2 separate regions of the Homo sapiens genome follow, and region 1 is linked to region 2. A link is an interaction called in ENCODE POLR2A ChIA-PET data of the cell type or tissue named here. Cell type or tissue: PC-9. All regions are shown on one strand. Each heading gives the region's core, and the rest is flanking DNA. Links, peaks and the distances in the headings are about the cores only.

The links. Peaks named below come from ENCODE experiments on the same cell type or tissue, not always from the same donor. Only the 100,000 strongest peaks of a DNase experiment are listed, where the experiment ranks them.
Region 1: POLR2A ChIA-PET joins it to region 2 with 19 read pairs; 3 of 35 experiments call an interaction of 5 or more read pairs at or near these places.

What each region holds. Positions count from the first base shown.
Region 1 is chr3:130,844,927-130,856,710 of GRCh38, forward strand. It overlaps LOC107986023 (a long non-coding RNA gene), which reads right to left. Exons shown (of 3, transcript XR_001740492.2): 2 at 3,922-4,073. It overlaps LOC105374108 (a long non-coding RNA gene), which reads left to right. Exons shown (of 3, transcript XR_924486.3): 1 at 1-12; 2 at 132-251; 3 at 1,659-1,744. It also overlaps a transcript of ATP2C1 not described here. Among named protein-coding and RNA genes, the nearest start is that of ATP2C1, 43 kb to the right of the region's middle. RefSeq lists an enhancer at 5,256-5,335. In PC-9, for the core only: no CTCF peak of the experiment used is centred there; DNase peaks (open chromatin) are centred at 5,355 and 5,685; H3K4me3 peaks cover 1,430 bases; H3K27ac peaks cover 1,670 bases.
Region 2 is chr3:130,729,484-130,731,983 of GRCh38, forward strand. It overlaps PIK3R4 (phosphoinositide-3-kinase regulatory subunit 4), which reads right to left. Exons shown (of 20, transcript NM_014602.3): 5 at 825-959. Among named protein-coding and RNA genes, the nearest start is that of PIK3R4, 16 kb to the right of the region's middle. In PC-9, for the core only: no CTCF peak of the experiment used is centred there; no DNase peak of the experiment used is centred there.

The sequences.
Region 1 (11,784 bases), core at 3,824-6,323, 120 kb after region 2:
CAGACCTTCCAGGTAATTCATATGCACATGAAAGATTGAGAAGCATTATAGTAAAACCATATTTTTAGTTTTCATATAGAATTATCAGTAGCATGCCCACCAATTTGAAATTACCCCATTTTCCTTAAAAGGAAAAGCCTCTTTCCTCTTCTTCTGGGTTGGTGCTAGGCCTCCCAGAGGAGCAAATCATGACTGATGGGGAGAAGAAGGCAACACAGCTTCAAAGACCTGCCCCAAATCCATCAAAAACAGTAAGTTTGCTGGGAGATTTGAATGTTTCTGTTAAAGGAATAATTTGCAATTCCATCCTGAGTGGGAATTCTCAAGACTGGATGAAAGAAGATAGAGTTAGAGGATTCATCCCAAACCATGGGCATGTTGGAGACAAAGATGAGCAGGTTGTACTTGGCGATGGGTTTGAGAAAGGATGTGATTTGGGAGATTCTTGGTGGTAAGGGGGTTCCCTGTTTCAGGTTTAGGATCCCTCCATCCCAACTTGAAAAGGATGAGAAGCTAGTGGCAGAAGAGGGAGAAGAGGGGGCATTGGGTAGAGCTGGCTCTATTTTTTGGTCCTGGGCCTAAAGCAAGAGTTGATTTCCCTGAACTAAGGCTACTAATAGCACCACTGTACCTTGACAAGAGAAAATGAGTGAGAGAGAATGTGGGAGCAGTCAGATATCAAGTCAAGATATCACCTGATGAGAGGCCCATGTGAAGACTGATATGCAGGAATTTCCTTATGGGAAAGTGGCTGCAAAAAAAGAGATGGGCATTGGCCTGAGGAAAACCACCCCTACTGGGGAAGTGTGTTTTAAATTGTGGGCCTGCTGGAAGCTCTCAAAGTGCTTTAGCAAACAGGGCATCTATCTTTCAAACTCCACCTGGGAAATCCCTCTACAGCCATGTCCCTACCTGATAGCTCCCAAACCAGTGGCTCTCAAAGTGAGGTTCCCAGCAGCATCAGCATCACTGGAGAAGTTGTTAAAAAAGCAAAATCTCTGCTCCTCCCGCAAGACCTACAGAATTAGAAAGTCTGAGGGTGGGGCCCAGCCACCTGTGCTTTAACAAGCCCTCCAGATGATTCAAATGTATGTTCAAGTTTGGCCTAAACTATGCAGAAAATGTCTTTTTTTCTTCAGTGGAGGACAAGTGTCTCATGAGCGTGGAAATATTGTTAAATTTGAGAAATTAATACTTGAAACCGAAGAGCAAAAGGCATAAAAGTTGCACAGTTTATAGAGCAATTAGAAACATCAAAGTTGCTGAATGATGGTTGTAATGGGAATATAGAGGGATTTTTGAAAGTGAATTTTGGGAAAGTAAAAATACACCATCTGCAGATGTAGGATAATTATTCCCTATGTGGTGAGGGCACTAAGAAAATGTACTGTGAAGTAGCAGAAGTGCTTTAATCATGCAATAAGGTGGAATCTGGTGCTGCATAAACTTGCCCTGATGAGCAATATTAAATGCCTCCCATTCCTCTCTTGATTGTATTTGATGCTGTCCTTAGGGGAGTGTAAGACTGGACCAGTATCTACAGATCTAGTGGGATGAGAGTGATTTCTCAGTAGAATTCATAATAATAAATGATTTCTGTTTTCTGAGCTAGCAGCTTCTCCATCATCCTAACTGCCGGCCCTTCACTCTGTATCCAGGCTGGATTAATTCCCAGAGAATGGAGTCATTTTCCTGATGGGAACTCTTAGCACTGATTGGAAGGAGGAGATTAGCGGGCTTTTCATTTTTGTCCTGATGCAATTTGAAAATCTCATCAATTCAAAGGTATCCTGGAGACACTGTTTCTCAATTCTTGTTTCATGTTTCTCAACCTGTATTTAACCCTTGGATCCAATTCTTTCTTCTTTGTCATTCTCTTTCAATGAATATGCATTGGTATATGTTAACTTAACACCTACTGTGTGCAATGCACAGTGCTAGATGACTTCACAAACCTACATTTTCATCCTATCTTCTTTAACATTTGAAAAAGAATAAACTGTAAAATATCTTTCTGCTCACTCCCTTACCACTATTTTTCCTGGTGTTGGCTTTGCCTCATTATGTTGCTTTTCAAGTGAAGAATTTGGGATTCCCCATACTTTAAGCCATTTGCAAAAAAGCAGATTATTATTAGAAAGCACAGAGAACACACAAATATCCTTTCATTGTGGGATTACAGCCTTAACCTATGACTTTCCTGGATTCATGGTTTCTGTTAGTTATTTTTCTATCGAGGACGAGGGGTGGGAGTGAGTTCTGCAAAATAACAGATAACTGCTTCCACTCTTTTTTTTTTTCTTTTTCTTTTTGAGACAGAGTCTTGCTCTGTCACCCAGGCTGGAGTGCAATGGCGTGATCTCGGCTCGCTGCAACCTCTGCCTCCCAGGTTCAAGTGATTCTCCTACCTCAGCCTCCTGAGTAGCTGGGATTACAGGCACACACCACCACGCCCAGCTAATTTTACTATTTTTAGTAGAGACAGGGTTTCACCATCTTGGCCAGGCTGGTCTTGAACTCCTGACCTCATGATCTGCCTTCCTTGGCCTCCCAAAGTGCTGGGATTACAGGCGTGAGCCACCGTGCCCGGCCTGCTTCCACTCTTTATTGTGCTACTTTGCAGAGGGCAAAATATACCTCATATACTTGTGGAAGAAACACTGGGCCCTTCAGTCCTTGCAGATATAGATTGTAGCCACCAGGACTCTGGTCAGCTGTCTTTCATCAAGGCACCTGAGCCACAGGGGCAATAAAAAATGGCACGCCTTAAAAAAAAAAAAAAAAAAAAAAGGGCACTTCTCCAAGCTGTGATGGCAGAGATGTCCATACTGTAAACTTAAGGAGACTATGCCTACCACCTGAGAAACAGGGTGCATAAATTCCCACATTCATATTTTATTAAATATAGACGGACCATTGAAACCTATGTCAAACAGAAACTGAGATTGTAGTAGTTTTCAAAAATTGGGAAGCAGAATATCTGTATCTACAAATACAGCTTCTTTTTAGCATCACCAGAATCATTTCATAAAGGAATCTTTAAGAGGTAGGTAATGATATGAACATTATTTATAGAGAATTCAGGACAGGAGGTTGTATGATTGTTTGAGAAGACGTACTTGCTCTCCAATCGTAGTCTGCAAATTCCTAGCCATCTGTATTTGTATTTCTCTCTCTTTTTTTTTTTTGGAGACAGAGTCTTGCTCTGTTGCCCAGGATGGAGTGCAGTGGCACGATCTGGGCTCACTGCAGCCTCCGCCTCCCAGGTTCAAGTGATTCTCTTGCCTTAGTCTCCCAAGTAGCTGGGATTACAGGCACGCACCACCACACTCAGCTAAGTTTTTGTATTTTTAGTAGAGACGAGGTTTCACCATGTTGGCCAGGCTGGTCTCAAACTCCTGACCTCAAGTGATCTGCCCGCCTTGGCCTCCCAAAATGCTGGGATTACCAGTGTGAGCCACCATGCCTGGCCTGTATTCCTCTTTAACAAGGTAACACCATGTCTTTCCTTCTTCAAGTTAATAGGTCCTTGAGAATTCATTTCTGGGAGTGGGTTAAGTGGTTCTGCAGTATACAGGTTGGATACAGATACTGGAGTCAGGTTTACCTGGTTAGAATCCCCTTCGCCTCTGTTTTTGCAGCTGTGCGACCTCAGCAAATTGTTACCTTCTCTGAGCTTTAGTTTACCCATATGTTACTGTAGGATTACATGTGATAATACATGTAAAGACTTTAGCACATCACCTGGCCAAAGGGCCCAATTAGTATTAGATACGATTTATATTCGTTATCAATTAAATTCCTAAAGGAATTTTAATTGAATTTGTTTCACCCATTTTTCTTTTTTGTGCTTAATCTAATAGAACAGTTTTTGTTTGGGGATGCTGCATTTCTCCCTCCCCATTTCTTTTCATCACTCACCTCAGCCCCAGAAAAAGTGATCCTGAAACAACTGTGGAAATGAAGTCTGCTTTGTGTTCGTCTGTTGGGAAAAGATTGGATCACCAGTCATGCTGTGGGTGTTTAGCAGGCTGCTGGCTTCTGCCCACAATAAAGAGGCATCTCTGAAGGTTCTGATATTTTTAAAAAGAGAAGCAAAAGGGCAGTTAGTGGATCTCAAGGGTTCGTATGAACGACACATTTCCCTGCCCCCACAATCCCTAGGGCTGCCTCTCTTTCCAGGGCTTCAAGTTGGCCCAGGGTATCTGGCTTTCTATACTTCTTGTTTTTCTGGGTCATGAACTGGCAGGGAGCATGCAGCACTGTGCCCTTAGCATTCAGGTGTTTCACAAGCACACTGCTTCTCTCTTGCCCTCATTAGAGTCAGCTGTCTCCAGCATACAGAGAAGGACGTGCAGAGCCTCTGTATGCATGTAGCATGGTGCACCTGGAGAGGTGACAGAAGGGCAGGGCCTCCTCCTAGGAGCCAGCTCCAGTAGCAATATGTAAATGACTTCTTGGAATTGCCAGGCTGGTCCTGGTGAGTCTGGAAGATCACCTTGCTAGTGGGCCCAATGCCAACCTGACAGATGGCCTGGGCTGCTTGCAGCACAACCAGGTTTAGGCCATCAAGTGTGTTCCCTGAAGGCAGGTGACCCATCCAGGAGTGTCAGGGAGGCTGTCCAGGGGGACAACTAAGGCTGCAATGTAATTTCCCCAGCTCTGCCTACCTCCTCTTCCCCGCAACTTGCAGTGCTCTCTAGGAAGAGGGAAAAACCAGGGCTTGCTTTCACCCTTAAAGAAAACTCTGGGTCACATAATTTTTGTTGATGTCCAGTCTGTTTTCTACATGACAGCCCCTCACAGAAGTGACCAAATGTTTCCATCAAAGGAACCAGCTACTGTAAAGTTTAAAAGGATAATAAAATAGTAATGTCTATTTGGGGCCCTAGTTTAGAAAAACCCTGTGATCTCTATAAAGTATTAAGAAAATATTGAACTTTCAAATTTTATGATTTCATGTCCTCTAAGACCACAGACCTCTTGGCATTATTTTTCTTTTGTTCTTTTTTTTTTAAGCATGAATCTTTTTTTTAATAAGAGTTAGAAAGTAAACATAAAACATTTTCTCTCACTTACATTCATAGTTTTTAAAAGCCTAGGGAAAGTTAATGTTTCTGAATTCAGCCTGTGGATTTGAGATAAGGATTCAAGGAGAGAAGGCTTTTAACTCAGAACAGAATCTGTTTGCAGCTATTGTTCAATTAATGTAAAGTATCTGGTTACTGGGCATGTTGCATAATGCATCACAGTGCAAGCCAAACGTTTTCAGTGCTGACAACGAGCTCCTTGATAACAATGAAGAGTGAGGTAATTTGTTAAATTTTTTTGGAAGTCCCCTATAACAGTCTTCTCAAGACTGAATGAATCAACACTTTCCAGCTCAGACCGCAACTGAGCTGTGTGTCTGTGTGTGCGCATGATGATAAGAAATCTAGAAGGAAACTGGGAAAACCACATCTCATGCCCTGTTTAAGAACTAGAAAAAGTGTCAGAAGAATTAAAATTAAGCCTCACGAGAGTCTGTGGGTATGGAAAGTCACCAGCTAGCTAATATTAACATAGCTTGCAACAGAACACTGTTGCTAGAAATAGGACAGTCGCATCACTACCACTAAGCAATTTGCATTCTGTGGACCAGCCCCTGAATTCCTATTGCCCTTTGGGCATTGCATTTCTGGACGCTTCTAGACAGTGTTCATACTTGGCTGTCTGGTTTCACCAGGAACTCTACCCAAAAGAGGAAACAGCAAGGAGAACATTTGCTTTGTTTGTAGGAGGGAAGTTGTCGAGCTACAAACAAATCTTTAGGCATCTGAGGAATTGCTAAGTTTCTAATTTCATATGGTTGCTGACAAGGAGGTGCAGACAAGGACCCTCTTGCTTTCCTCACTATGGATAGTCTGTTGCCTCCATCTAGATTCTCTTATTTCAAAAAATATCCTCTCCATGCAATTAGGAGATATTTATCGACGCTGAGAAACCAAAGAGCCGAAGAACAGGTATCATTTTGTTTATATTATCTTTAAAATGAACGGGTGCTTGTTCCTTGTTGCTTTTACGTCGCTTAGTGATTTCATTTGTGCTGGTTTACATGTTTATAGGTACAGGTCAGATCCTGCTTGTGGCTGTTCAGACTTGGCAATCAGAAAGCAAGCAGGCTTGTGAGAATTTATTTAAACTTGGAACATTCAGATCCTGAGATTAAGCGGAGTTCTGTAATGAAGCCACATGCTTTCTTTCTTCTAAAGAGCTACTCTATCAAAGTTAAATTTTGAATTCTTTGATCATTTTCCAATGCCTCAGATACAAAATTTGACACTATTAATATCTCAACAAAGAAAGTATCAGACCCTAGAAGTACACTTGTCTTCTTGTATTTATGGTTATGTTTACATAGCCAGAATTTGCAAAACAAAAAACATTTTATAAACTATAATAACCTTAAACAGATCATTAACAAGCTATAAAGATCATTCAGAAGCAGTTGGTCATTTTTGTGTGTGTAAAAGGTAGGAGGTAGAGCACTGCCATATTCAGTCTTTTTAGCCAATCAAAAGCTATGATTTCCAGCAGGAGACACTATCACTTGGGAATATAAGCATTTTTAAAACTGTTAAAATGTCTGATCACATCTCATTTAAAATCATGCAGTCATTTTTATGGTGTGAGATTTATATCATTCCATTTCTTTGATCTCCAAAAAAGACATTTCTAAAAATGATTTTTATGAATTTTACCAAATTGTTAGAAGAAGTAGCAATATCTGATCCATTTAAATCTAGTGATTCATTTAGGAAGAAGTGTGGCGGTGGTATACAAATGTGAAGGACAAATGTATAGCCATACCAAAGACCCAGCAGTCATAAATTGCTTGTGCATTGTGCTTGTAACTAGAACTGCAAAACTATGCAGGAGATATCACCAGTGTCCTGTATTTTTTTCTCCTTTGTGATATGAGATGACCCACTTAATAAAACACTTCCAGGAAATGCAAGATAGGTTTAGCAGACAGAAAATCCTCTCATGACAGGTTTCCCAAAAAGGCAATGCATAATTTGGAAAATAAAAATCATTGCTACTGTTTGAGAGGAAACTGCTTGTATGCCCTGCTTTAATAATTTTACAAGGGCCAGAAATTCAAACAGACTCTGTTCACTAAGGGAGCTAGGCTGGTCCAGTTTATCTTACTTAGGCAAGGTGTCACCATTAAAAGACCAACTTTTGGTTTCCAAGTTTCAGCCTGCACTTGCTTTTGATGTAGAAAGCTAGAGAACCAAGTGGTAGGGCTGTATAAGTTTTTGTTTGCCAATCTTTTAATGTTCACGGGCTTCTTCAGGCCTCATTTATTATGGAAGGAAGAGAGGTGGCTGAAAGGATGGGAACACAACTGTGGAATGTGAATTGAGTGATTTTTTTTTTCTCAGTATTGTAAGTTTTCAGAGATGTGGCTATATTGCTTGTGTAGTTCTATGGTTCTTTGTTTTTAGTTTATTGAAGAAGTATTACAAAATGCATTCAGAAGACCATTAGAATTTAACATAAAACCTCTGACTTGGACAGGGTGGGTAGTCCCTTCCCCAGTGTACAACCATTTGGGACAACCTAGGAACAGCTGGGAGTGAGTATTATGCTGAGTTCTTAAATTCTTATATAAGTGAATTGAATAATTAAGAGAAATAATATATTTGATTTCTTTTTAAAGCCAACTACAGCTCTGCAGACCTAATGTCTCACAGAATTAGAGAAATTAGGTCAGAGTTCATCATAACTAACCTTGAAAGCTTGTTGGGAAGTTATAAAGGAGGTTAATAATGTCTACAATCTTATGACCTGCATATTTGTTGCCTCTAATCCTTACATTCTTGTATAACTAATCCTTGATATAAAAGTGAAGGGATTGAGACTTAGAGCCCTTAAGAGCCCTTGCCCATGCAGCTAGAAAGTACCAGAGGAAGATGTGAATTTCTATCTCATGGCTTTAAATTTTATTCATTTTACCACGCTTGATCCCTGAACAATCTAGTAATAGCAAAATATCACCCTGCTAACTTTTCTCCTTGAGAGATTTCTAAAATTTCCTATATTCACATAGCACTGTCATAATTTTTACTGTTTACCACATCTGTATGATTAATTCCTCAATATTTTTCTGTATTTGTACTTAAATCACATTATTAGAGTTTATTTAGAAAAAAAGTTCATATCATGACTGTAAATGGAAAACCATTGTCATTAGCCGTAAGTAAAAATAATTAATAAAAGCAAAACAGTATTAAATTCTAGGTAGATACTATTGCCTGTAAAACCTCCAAGCCTGAAACCTGCTCATTTGTTAATAAGGAAGATTAGCTTTTAAGAGAAAGGTTAGAGCATCCTAGGAGCCAACTGAGAAAGTTTCCTGGGTGAGGATGGAAAGGAATTAAAAGGTAGATAATGTTTTTCAATCCAAAATGATTCAGTGTTATTGAATGTAGTGTCTGCATGCCACTTAAAATCTTCTCCCACCTCACTTAGCGCTGCTAAGTACCAACCATGTTGACTTCCACATACTTGGGGAATATTATAACAGAACACCATCTGCTTCTTTACTTTTGCACATTTAAATGAACTCCCCCCTCTAGCCTAGAATTCTCTCCTTTACTTACAACTTGCCCTCCTGGAGGTCTCCTGTACATCCTTCAATACTTGGATTAAATGGGCTCAGTGAAAAGCTTTCTCCAGTGCTGCTGGGAAGAATGAAGTCTTCCTTTTCCAAGATATTTTGTTTGCTTCAGACACAGCCCTTACTACATTCTATGTAGTAAATCATGTGATTTCATGTCGATATTCGTGCACCCATGCACACATGACACTGGATGTTATCTTGTTCTTTGTTCCCTGAGGCATACTGGAGCCTGGCAGATACTGGTGTAAAGGTGACCCACACAACAGGCAGAGGGTACACACTGGATTGACTGTGACACAGACCTCCTTTGTTGTTTTTACTAGGCCTAGAAGTTCCCCATACCCCTTTTCTGTGGTCCAAATTATGATCATTGTTACACTCACCTTGTTCACATATGCTTTATTGTTTAAAACTTCTCCTAGTGCTCTTCTCGCACTTGGTGTCATACAGACAAGAAGATTTGACATGAGGGTTGATTTGTTTGGTAGCTTTTTCTGGTGGTGGTAGTGTTATTCCTGTGATACAGCCATCAATAGGTTGGTAGGTTATTTATCAAATTGAGAACAAATATTTCATCCTTTGCTTCCCTAGATTCTCTTGCAGCAAGTGTTTCACAAAGCCAAATCCCCACATATGTAGAAGATTAACAGCATTAATGAGATGAAGATGCTGAAGGTTGGGAAAATTTGTTAACCTTTCTCTCAGAATTATTCAAATGGTGTGGTAGTAACAGTGGTGGTGGTGAACGTTGGGCAGCCTGAGCCTAAATGGAGTCTCAGATGAGTTTGAGTAGGTGTGCTGAACGCACGCATAAGGGTGTTTGGTTTCGGTTATTTTATTTTGGTCTGAGGGCAACATCCAGCACCTGGCTCAGATGTTGGTGTCTAGTTTATAAGGAATGAGTGAGACTTGCAGGCAATGTTCCCCTAAGTACTAGAGACTCAGCAGCCTGATCTGTGGCTCAGGTGATCAAGCGGGACACTGAGTGTGGAAGGGAGAATTTGCTCCACTTCTGGGCTGACTATAGTCTAGCTTTAGCCTGGAGATGCCTGCCAAGAACCAAATACCTCATGAACCCCTGGGGAGTACTGCTCTTAGGGGCCAGCACCCCTGGGCTACATATGGGTGCTAGCACCAAACAATGAGAAGACAGTTTGTCAGCTCATGTGGGACAGTCTACTCTCTCTCCTTGGGTGAGTTCTTCTATTCCCATGGTTTCAAACACCTATTTGCTGAAAACTCCCAAATGTTTATACCCAGAGCACTTCAGCCTTGCATCCAATCATCTACTTGATATCTCCATCTGAATGTCTTGTGAATGTTGCAGACTGAATGTGTCCAAAGAGAATTCCACAAGCTCCAAACATGCTCCTCCCCAGGTTTTTCCATCAATCAACACAAAAGCTCAAACCAGAAACCTGGGAGTCACCTTGGCACCTCTCTTTTTCCCTTTCTCCCCCTTACGTCCCCTTCCTAATCCTTTAGTAAGACTTCTAAAATAGTTATTGAATTCTCCATCTTCACCCTTCTAATCCTGCCAACCATCTTTTCTTACTTGAACTATTGCAATAGTTTTCCAATTCGTGTCTCCATGTTCACTCTGGTTATCCTACAATCTGTGTCTCCTGTAGCAGTCAGAATTTTCTGCTTTAAATGAAAATCTTATTTTAGCTCAATGCGGGGAATATGATATTATTTTGTTTGCTAGTTTAGTCCCAGTGCTAAGCATAAATCTGGCACATAGATGATAAATTAATGTAATTGAATGGAAAAAGGGGACTTTGTAAGTATTAGAGAAGCCGTGGGGTTGGAGGGTTCACGGGGCTGAGGTGTTTTTATGCAGGTGAGGGTAAGAGATGGTGAAAATAGGGTTATTATCCTTAGTAAGCAGAGGCTGTTGAGATCTAGGGGAAATCATGTAGAGGAATTTATTTTACAGACGTGAAACTAGTGTCACAAACTAAGAGATTTGCCCAAGCTCGCATGGCTCATCTGTGTCAGTGCTGGGATTAGAATTTGGTTCGCTTGACTCTCATTCTGTTATGTATAGTGAACCCCTAAGCAGAGATGTAGAAAAAGGCCATATGAGAAAAAAACTCTACAGGATGGGTCCAGAGAATAGGTGATGCCTGAGGGTCAACTTGTCAACTTGTCAATAACAAATAAGACGTTTTGATGAGAGACTGAGGCAGAGCAGAGCCTGCTCTTTTTTGCCTTGTCCCTCAACTTACACTGCCCTTCAGCAGCCTCGCCAGTCTGAATCCCCACTTCTATGTGTCCCTGCAGGAGGAAAGCCGAGAAGGAGTCAGAAAACACAGGCCAGCTAATTTAATCTACAAGAATTTGGGATGACCTGTACCAATGTCTCGCTCTCTTGAACAGAGATTTTTTTTTTCCTGATTGAGAAATACCATTCAAGGGCTGATCTGACAAGTCTTGCCTGTTTAACAGTGAATCTGCTTAAAATGAGGAGAGTGGTCTTTGGGCCCAGGGGGCATGTACTGTAGCTACATTTTAATTACAGAGTAGAATCAAATTTTGTTTTGGAAGCTGTTCTAAAGTTTCCTTTCAATGGCTTAAGAAAATGTTTCTAGTTGGAACGGGATCACTGGAATTTTTTTTCTTTGCTGCTCTGTTTCTTAATGAATGCTAACCTCAAAGTTGCACTGTTAAATAAATATTTGAATTTAATTTGAATTTTAGAAACTTATTTCTGCATTTTGGCTCTCATACTTACTCTGAATGATACTATAAAAATTAAGAACTCCCCATTCCAAAGAAAACTATATTGAGATTTCCAAGGCTAAATAAGGATTTGAGGTTGCTGATGTAGGCTCTGATTCTCTAGGTAAAATGATAGACGTTTCACTACAACTTGATTTAAGAAATGTTTTTAGCTCCATAAAGTCAGTAAGTTGGTTATATCTTGAGTGTATACCAAAGCTATTCATTGTAAAAAGTCTTTTTGAAAAGTCATGAAATGCTATCCATTGTCAGTTCAAATGATATTTGAGGGGAAACTAAAAGTGCTTCTCCATGTCCCCTTAGCCCCATGCTTATGATCTTTCATTGGCTTCCATTTGCTTTTTGGATACAGACAAAGCTCCCTAATGTGG
Region 2 (2,500 bases), core at 1-2,500:
CCCAAAAATTTTACCATTTAACTTTATTATCTCAACAGGTCCAATTACATGGTTATAGGACAGTATTATTTTCCAAGTAATTCCATAAAAAAAGGCTAGGACTTCCTGATACATCCTCCTATAACTTCAAAATTATTCCACTGTATTCAACTCTAGATAATACATGTTGTCTAAAAATGGTGCCATTCTAACAAGTAACAATTGTAGTTGTTTGCAGCATAAAATTCTAAAAAACTAGATTTCTCTAGTTTTTCACAACTAGAAGCATCTTGGAGAAAATTACATCTATTACTTTACTTCTAAATCTTTTACTCAACAAACATTAAGTAAAAATCTGTAAAGAGTTGTATAACACAAAGAAACCTAAGACAAGGACTTTGACATCAATAAGTTTACCATCATCACATCTGTTCCTTTATGGTTTTTTGTAAATAACAAATAGTATGAAATAAAAACAATTTATGATTGAGGATACTCAGAATATACTCACGTAAGGAGAAAAGGTTTAGCTTCTTTAGCTATGATGTTTCTAATTTTTTCTTTTATGAGAATTATATAATTCAGCCAGCTTTACTGTTCACACAAATCAATTCTGGCTGACAAACAATTGACTTTAGTATCCATGGTGACAAGCTGATTATTTTTGAGCAAGATAACAGTATATGAGGATAGAGAGAATAATTAGACACCAGGGACTCTTCCTATCTAATATATAGATCTGGTATTCCTTCACCTTACATGAAAACTACAAATGATAGTTTTACAAGTTAGCATCAGCAATTCATTCTAAATAACAGGAAATCTGGAAGAGAAAATTATACAACCTGTGTCATAATTTCCATTTGGATGTGTAACCTCATCTATTTCTTCATTATTGGGGTCATTTTCCATATTAAGATTTTTTAACTGTACTAATTCCAGGAATCTCAGAGCTGTTTCTGCCAGCAGAGCTATGTTTTCTATAAAATAAAAAGGAAGAAAATTTATAATTACAATCTTAACTCTCTGTAAAGCTTATTAACTTTTCCTCCCTGTCTTTATACATAAATAATCATAAGCCTATGGGAAAAACAGAACTTTTCAATTTAGCATTTAACTTAATCAGATTTTAGTAACCCAGCTCATAATCTGTAACTGTCTCCAAACCACTAGTCTTATTTTTGAAACACAGCTTAAAAAAATAATAATATAAAAATAATCTAATACCTCATCTACTGAGGACCAAAAAAAAAAAAAAGCCTAATTCTCTGCAGGGACTTACCTTTTAAACAGTATCCTTGACAAGTGAGAGATATTTATTAGACTAACAAAGAAACATCCACATTAAAATAACAGATAAAGCTAAGCTTTGGCATCAGAAAGACCTGGGTTCAAATCTCAACCTTGCCACTTACTAACTTGACCATTTAAGCAATCTGAGACTGTTTCTTCACATATAAATGAAAAGTCACAACTGCCTCAAAGAGAAACCATTGTTAGACTGCTTTACAAGTGATACTCAAGTTCTTAGTGAACCAAAGTGGCAGACTGTTTGCACATTTCTACAGTTGTCTATATCTTCTCCTTTCTCTTTCTGATGACCTACAAAGACTGTCTGATATTCCTCACCACTACAAAATAACTACTTCTAATTTCTGCTGTCACATTTACTATCAATTGTATCTGCTCTTCACTTACACTTTCTTCTCCTACCTTGCCTCCCACTTAACATATGTGTTTCTTAACATATGATCACAACCGGTCAAAGACTGTACTCTTTTCCTTCTTAGCAGTGAATAGCACTGAACGTAAAGTTTAACTACCTTAAACTTAAAATAACCTTACTTTTTCCTTGCTTTCCAACATCTCTGAAATCAAAATGTACCTTATGGCAGTTGAGATCTTTGAGTCAATCAAACACAATTATTCCCTTCATCCTGGGTCCCACTCCCCACCCCTGCTAGGTTCAACAATGCTCTGAATAGAATAAAAATTTACCTCTAAGTAAGCAAGATGTAAATACCCTATAACGCCTGCTCGCCCTAAAAATGGAAAAACTCTGGGCCATATCCTGATAATATGTCAAAATTCTAGATGAATATCCCCACTTTAATGAGCAAATCTTTATTAGGAAAAGTCTCTTACTTTCCTGGGCACCTCTAAAGTCTGAGTAGATCTATGCTTATTTCCCCTTTTAAGTCCATAAACCACAGCACACTTGGAAGTTCACTTTACACAAATCTGTACCAGCATCTATGATATTTAAAAAATACTGTAAAGAAACAAATGTTGATTTTAAACTTTTATAATTACTGACACATGTATTTTAATTATATTTAACCATACACATTCAAATACACTGGCTCTATTTTAAAAGACCGCAAATTAGCCAGGCGTGGTGGCACACACCTATAGTGCTTGGAAGGCTACGTTTGGAGGATGGCTTGAGCCTGGGAAGTCAAAGCTGCAGTGAGCCATGATCTCCCCACTGCATTCCAGCCTGGGTGATCACATACTGGGC